Regions from separate parts of the Homo sapiens genome. Here all the other regions are linked to region 3. Evidence: chromatin loops called from intact Hi-C (ENCODE). Cell type or tissue: mammary epithelial cell. All regions are shown on one strand.

The links. A loop is a pair of places that touch in the nucleus more often than their neighbours do. Peaks named below come from ENCODE experiments on the same cell type or tissue, not always from the same donor. Only the 100,000 strongest peaks of a DNase experiment are listed, where the experiment ranks them.
Region 1: it touches region 3 in a loop (12-fold over the local background); 2 of 110 quality-filtered maps call a loop at or near these places.
Region 2: it touches region 3 in a loop (9-fold over the local background); 8 of 110 quality-filtered maps call a loop at or near these places.

The regions. Positions count from the first base shown.
Region 1 is chr13:72,839,074-72,841,573 of GRCh38, forward strand. The region is part of intron 9 of PIBF1 (progesterone immunomodulatory binding factor 1); the gene reads left to right. Among named protein-coding and RNA genes, the nearest start is that of PIBF1, 58 kb to the left of the region's middle. In mammary epithelial cell, a CTCF peak has its summit at 964 (motif pointing right); a DNase peak (open chromatin) is centred at 958; H3K27ac peaks cover 292 bases.
Region 2 is chr13:73,410,480-73,412,979 of GRCh38, forward strand. No RefSeq gene overlaps it. Among named protein-coding and RNA genes, the nearest start is that of LINC00392, 150 kb to the right of the region's middle. In mammary epithelial cell, no CTCF peak of the experiment used is centred here; DNase peaks (open chromatin) are centred at 792 and 1,102; H3K27ac peaks cover 2,500 bases.
Region 3 is chr13:73,223,270-73,225,769 of GRCh38, forward strand. No RefSeq gene overlaps it. Among named protein-coding and RNA genes, the nearest start is that of KLF5, 170 kb to the left of the region's middle. RefSeq lists an enhancer at 509-1,708. In mammary epithelial cell, a CTCF peak has its summit at 1,472; DNase peaks (open chromatin) are centred at 372 and 1,682.

The sequences.
Region 1 (2,500 bases), 380 kb before region 3:
GATCTGATTTTATATCAAAAGATCACTGTAATGTAGAGAATAGATTGGAATGGCATAAGCCTGTTAGACAGAGAGGGTCTACTTTTAGAGGTTATTTCCATTATCCAGATGAGAGGTGATAATGGAACTGGATTAGTATCAGTAAAGATGAGAGAAATGGGCCAGGTTGGAAAAGTATTTAGGAGACAGAGCCGACAGGACTCAGTGACTAGATTGGATTGGTTGGATGAGAACTCGTTAAGGATGTCAGCAAGGTTTCTGAATTAAACAGCTGCATAAATAGTGATATAGTTTTTAAAACATTAGAAAATACAAAGCTTTAATAGGAAAACATGATAAATTTAGTTGTTTCACTTGAAGTGTCTGTGGCATCTACAAATAAAAGAGTTGACTGTAGAAGAATCTGAACCTCAAGAGAAAGATCTGGGAATTAGAGAGGCCTGTGGTATAGATAGTATTATTACTATTTTACAAATAAGTACTGTTGGTTCTGTGGTTCAATTCTGTTGTGGATTTAATAGGCTTTTGTTGACTGATATAATAACTTTAAAATATATGGGAACTTCCTATGGTTATTCCTAAGCAATCCACATAGCCATATAAACTTTGGTATGTAATCATCTTGAAAATTTCCTCATTTTTTAGGTTTTTGCTGTTTTTTAAAAAAAAATCTTTAAAGTTTATCCCATTGTAACATAAATGTGGTTGGTAGGGGTAGGTTGGTAGGTAAGGCTGTGTGGGGAAACAACCAACAGAGCCGTTTCTGGAAGTAGGAAAACTGAAAGCAGATGTCCTTGTCTCCTTGTCTCCAGTGTTCTTCTGACCCCCTATCCACATCAAAATGGACACTACCTAACCAGGGGATTCCTGGGATTGGGGCTGCCCTGTGGATGCCCCAGCCAGCCACAGGGCTCAGAATTGATTGGATGTATACTGAGGCTAGAGTGGACAATTGCCACCAGGTGGTGCCAAATTGCAGCCTGAGCCCAGATGAATTTGAATTTCACAGGACACCTAACTAGCTAGGTGTACAGGCTTGCCTTTATCATTTTAATCTCACAGTAATCCAACTCTATGTTTTATGTAATCTTTGGGGATCATAGTTTCTTCATTATGGCAGATTTAACTGTAGTTAGAGCTTGTATCATACTAATCTTCCACACAGTAAAAAGTAAATTATAAATTACTTCTTTTGAAATCTTAGAACTTAAAATGGCTAAAGAAAGAATTTTAATATTTCCTGTTATAAAACATGAAATTCATAATAAGTTTACACATTTAAGGTTGTGTGTGTGTGTTTAGGTAAATTAATCTTTTGCTTTGGCCTGAGATGTGTAATTATGTTAATTACTAGTATTTTATCAAAGTGTGCTGTTACAATAAGTTGAAATGGATGAAGTACTTACACTTGCATATTTATATTTGGTCTCCTTATCTCTCCCCCAATAAACTTTTTTTTTTTTTTTTTTTGACGGAGTCTTGCTCTGTCACCCAGACTGGAGTGCAGTGGCGTGATCTCAGCTCACTGCAACCTCCACCTCCCGAGTCCAAGCGATTCTCCTGTCTCAGCCTTCTGAGTAGCTGGGATTACAGGTTCGCGCCACCACGCCCGGCTAATTTTCATATTTTTAGTACGGATGGGGTTTCACCATCTGTTGGCCAGGCTGTTCTCAAACTCCTGACCTCAGGTAGTCTGCCTGCCTCGGCCTCCCAAAGTGCTGGGATTACAGGCGTGAGCCACCATGCCCGGCCCCAATAAACATTTTCTAAAGAAACTGAAATGATGATTAATGAAATATATTTTGCCTTTAATTTGTTGTCTATACATTGGAGGATATTAAAAGGATACTTTTTCTTTTCTCTTCTTTAATATGGAAAAGGCACATGGAACTTACTCTGTCCAATCTTGGTATCTGACCTGCAGTCATTCCACTAGTTCTTGAAGTTAAAGTATTGAGAGAAAAGAAAGAGAGTAGAAGATATAAAGACTTAAGAAAAGGGCAATTATAAATGAAGAGAGAACTTGGATATTTAGATACATCAAACATACTGTAGTTGAAATTATAATATGTATGTATGCTTTGGTCCAGTTTGTGAATTAAGCTTTTTTGTCTTTTCTGTATTTTCTAGTTACTTAAAATTCCACTTTGGAGCTGTAGGAAATGAGTGAAAGGTACTACAGTGCTGAGATGTATTATATAAATAACTTCTTGCTTAGTAGGTATTATGTGACAGAAATGTTATGGACCCTCTTATGCATTTGGAAATAAGACATTCTGTGAGTGGGAGTATATTATGAAAGAGATTTGGATCAAAAGACTGAACTTGATCCTGGTTCTACCACTTACTAGCTCAGCAGATAAGTCACTTAATATCCCTGAAGTTTAATTTCTTCTTTTATAAAATGGGCTAATAGGCTAGGTGTGGTGGCTAACACCTGTAATACCAACACTTTGGGAGACTGAGGCAGATGGATTGCTTAAGTCTAGGAGTTCGAGAC
Region 2 (2,500 bases), 190 kb after region 3:
GTTTTACTCATTGACCCACTTTCATTAAACAAATAATTTTTTTGAATCTTTTGAAAATTTCAATAACTTTTGGGGTACAAGTGGTTTTTGGTTACATGGCTGAATTGTATTGTGGTGAAGTCTGAGATTTTTAGTGCATTCATTCCTCAAGTAATGTGCACTGAACTCAATATGTAGATTTTTACTCCTCACCTGCCTCCCACCCTCCTCTCTTCTGACTGAGTCTCTAAAGCTCATTATACCACTCTGTATGTGTTTGCATACCAATAGCTTAGCTCTCACTTATAAGTGAGAACACACAGTGGTTTTCCATTCCTGAGTTACTTCACTTGGAATGATGGCCTCCATCCTTCCTCTTTTTTTATTGGCGACAACAGTCAACTGTGGCTCATTTGAGAGTAAAATTATCTCTTGTTCCCAAGTCATCAAAATAATCACATGCTCCCATAACTAACACCATCTTAGGCATCATCAACATCATCAACAATCTTTACTAAACACCTAGATGTGCATGATACTGTTAGGTTTGACCTATCAGAAGGAACTATTTCCGGATCCCTGAAACTTGCCTAGAGCTTTCTTTAACACTCAGAGAGTATGCTTGAAATAGAAAAATCGTTCACTTGGCTTTGTCAAGCAATCAGGCTTAGATCCCTGGAGTAGATATCCTTTTCCCTGACGTTGCTGCCATGTGTTGTAGGAGTAAAGCAAATACAAAAGATGGTAGAGGAGGCATCTCTCTACTGTTGACCAAAGGACCAGGAATTTCCCAGCTCTGCAGTAACTGAACTCTCTAAAGAAGAGCATGACTAATTCGTATGAATATTACCTTCTTTAGCTTTCATAGAAGCCTCTAAAGCATGACACTTAATTGTTTTTCTTATTAGTTCAAAAATAAAACATGTTGAAGATATTACCATGGCTACTCCTTTAATTAATAAAAAGGCTGTGTTGAGTTTAAAAACAACTAACTCTTTTCATATCCAAGTTACTTTTAGTAGCTATTATAAATTATTACCTTCCTTTACATCAGAAGTTTCTTATGACTAAAGGCCGAGCCAGCCCCCATGATGCTCTTTAACAATGACTCTTATGTTTCTTTTGGTAAACTCATAATGTTAATTACACTGTGCAACAGATGGAGCGCCTTCCATCAAGGACCTCAATGCACCTTAGAAACATCATGAGTCATCAAAGCCCTTCTGTAATGGAGGTAAATATCCATGGCCACAATTTTACAGTTAAAGAAGCACGAAGAAGGTAAGTGTCTTTGTTTTTTAAAGCCGAATACATTTTGGTAAAACAATTTATCATTTAAGAAGGCAGAGAAACTCGAAGAATATTTACTGAACAAAGAAATGAATGAAATGGTTCATCAGCAAGATTTGGTTCCCTCTCAATAAATACCTGAACGATATTAATTATTTTGATGAGCGATGGGTAAATAAATCAGAAGCTATCTACTGCCAGCTAATCAGTCTTTATAATGACTGGTGTGGAAAATGGCTACTTGACTACCATAGTGATAGAGCAAATCTAGATAATAAAAATGGCCACTTTTGTAACATGATACAGAAACACTGAAATTTTGAGCTAAAAGATTCTAAAGGTTGTCCAGTTAAGCACTTTAACATTTTAGATGAGAAAATTGAGATCCAGAAATGTTAATAGGTGGCCTGCATGAAATCATTTAGCTTTTGAAACCTTAATTTAATTTAATACTTCTTCCTGTTTCAGAAAGTATTTACTTGGCTCGGTCTCTCAGCTGGTTAGTGGCATTGATAACTAGAATCCAGGCTCCTGACCTTAAGTAATCCATCTTCCCGCCAAATTTCATTTAAAAAAAAACTTTTACAAATGATTGTCTTCCTACACCCTAAGTATCATAAAAAACATATAAAGTGAAATTTGTTAGGAGGTTACTTTTGTTACACTTTTCTTTAATTGATGGGGAATCTGATATTCAGGAAATTGAAGGGAATCACTCAGGGTCCCATGGCTGGTTACCAGCATACAGAGGCCTAGAATCCCTACTTCCCCTCTTTTCCACTACTTCAGAATCTGGAACTTTCATCTGTTAATCAAGATACCAATAACCAAAACCACCTATATAATTTCATTCTGATTTTTCTGCAATCTTTGTTTACTAAAAACAAATGAGAAATAAACAAGGTAATATTAGGGATTTTAAAAATGAAAAAGAAAGAAAGAAAATAGAGTCCAGGACATACCATTAGATCAGTAGTAATTGAAATTCCCGTCATTTATTTGATATCTTTCAAACCCGTGAATCCAGATAATGATTATAACTTATTCTAAGAACATTGAAGCATTATAAGATACCAAAGTGCTTACTGACTTTTCAGAGATTAAACTATTTCCATGAAGGTTTCAAGGCTGTACATTTTTTTTTATTTATGATGAAAACTGGCAATCACAGGCAAAATGTATAGTAATCCTCACTGAGCAAGAACATCTAAATAAAATAGCACATTGATTC
Region 3 (2,500 bases):
CCCAGTGAACAGGTGTTCAAGCACCCACAAACCTCCTCCTTTTGCAGGGCGTGGACCTGCAAGCTCCCCTGAACAGAGTCAGTAGGAAGCCCAGTGGCACCCAGGCGAAGTGAGAGAATCAGCTACTCAAAATGGGACCAGGACCGTGGAGAGGTGGCATGTCCTTCAGAAGGGGCAGGGAGGGCTGACAGGGAGAGTTGCAGAGGGACACAGAGAGATAGAAAAAAAGGGTTATCCTTGTGTGGTTTAAGGGTCAAGTTCATTACATGAGGCCCAGCCACCGGCTGTGAGACTTGGCTTCACAATGACTCCACCCAGCATGGGTGCCCATAATGCAGTTTCATGTGTTTCTCCCTTAACCGCAGAGCATGGTTGAAGATGAAACCTGTGGGGTTTTCAAAAAGGCCAGCTCTGGTTTTCAACAAAGAGACTTTTAATAAAGCCGTAAACTGGGTGAATCATAGTCCTCATTGGCTTCTCTTTTCTTCTCCTATGTAATTTTAATCCTCTTGTTTGTTTCTGAGCCGATTTCATCATTTTTATCTACTTGTCTAAACTAACCCAAACTCCTTAAAAACTTCAAGTTAGTTTTTGTTAATATTTAATATTTTATTTCAGGTTTCTGCGTTGGATTCACACAGGTCGCAAAAAAATGCACCACTATCACCACCACACCTGGCTATTTGGGCCATTGGAAGCCTCTTTTTCTCAGGAAGGAAGGCCCGTGGCTCATATTCCATGGAGATCAGGGAGTGATTCTCCTGCCTTAGTAGCTTCTGCGTTGTAACATTGGAAGTTTTGAATAGAAACTTCATCTGTGGGAGGGTGGTTATAGAAAGGAAGTTTTAAAATGATTAAATGTTTCAACAATAGTATTTTGACTATAAGATCTGAAAAACTGAGTAAGTAACTAGAATTCACTGCTTAGGAGAGACGAAATAGAATTGAACTGTTACCAATAAAAGATTGGGTCGTCTTGTTTTTTTTGTTTTGTTTTTTTAGATGGAGTCTTGCTCTGTTGCCCAGGCAGTGGTGCGATCTCAGCTCACTGAAGCCTCTGCCTCCCAGGTTCAAGCGATTCTCCTGCTTTGCCCTCCCGAGTAGCTGGGATTACAGGTATCCACCACCACACCCGGCTAATTTTTGTATTTTTAGTAGAGACGGGGTTTCACCATCTTGGCCAGGCTGGTCTCAAACTCCTGACCTCAAGTGATCCACCCACCTCAGCCTCGCAAAGTGCTGGAATTACAGACGTGAACCACCACACCCAGCCTGGATCTGCTTGTCTATTTAAGTTATTAACGAATTTTTTTTACTGATTTACCTATAGCCATGTGGAGAGTACATGATATTTCAAAATATCTTCAATATAAGTGATATTTATTTAGCCCCAAATGTTGCATGCCTTAATTCTATATTTGAGCATATGCTTTAGATTTGGTTTGTGGTAAAATGGAGCATTCCCTCTAGTGTTATGTAGTATGATGGCAGTGAATGAAAGAGTGAAATTTTGTATCTTATTGCAGTAGAGTACTAAGGAAGATGACAGATTCTCCTTATTTGGAGAACAGGAAGTGGTCTAGGATTGAAATCCAAAAAAATCAAATTTGTTTGGTGTTACCAGTAGTGACCTGCCTTGATGTGGCTTCTTCAGATGCAACTAGAACCAAAAATTGTGACATCTGAAAGTAGTGGGAGAATTTGAGGAACATGAGTCAGAACCTGTTACCTAAAATTTCAGCCTCTGAAGTCACTATTCCCAGGATGAATGACTGGCTTTACAGAGTCCCTGCAATTATCATCACCTGGAGTAGATGGAGAAAAAGGTCGTTTGAGAAGACTAAGGCTTAAATGAAATAGCATTTTGAAGATTCTTTCTGAGCCATTCGGATTTCCTTACTTGATCTCTTAACTGCTTCAACTTATCCAGAGAGCAGTTCTATTCTTTCTACTCCTTGAATGAATAAGAGAAAAGTAATTTGTGGTTTACTAACATCTGCATCAGGGTTAAATGATATTTGTTAAAGATGTTTAAGTCCTGGACACCACGCTGACCAGTAGAATCGAAGTGTTGTAAACTGCATTTTTAAAAACCTCTCTAAGTGTTTTTTTGGCATCCTAAAATTTGGGAACTACTGGTCTGTAGTATGAGGGCCAGTAGCCACATACATAATGAATGCTTTTGTTGATACTGATGTTATTACCAGAGTTAATTTTAATGAAAACTGAAGCTGATTAAGACACTCTTACTGCCTACTTCTGCTTAAAGGATTCCTTTTTCTTTCTTTCTTTCTTTTTTATTTTTATTTTTTTTTTTGAGACAGGGTCTCTGTCACCCAGGCTGGAGCACACTGGTACAATCACAGCTCACTGTAGCCTTGACCTCCCAGGCTCAAGTGATCCTCCTGCCTCAGCCTCCTGAGTAGCTGGGACTACAGGTGCTCACCACCATGCCCAGCTAATTTTTATTTATTTTTGTAGAGACGGGGTCTTGCCACGT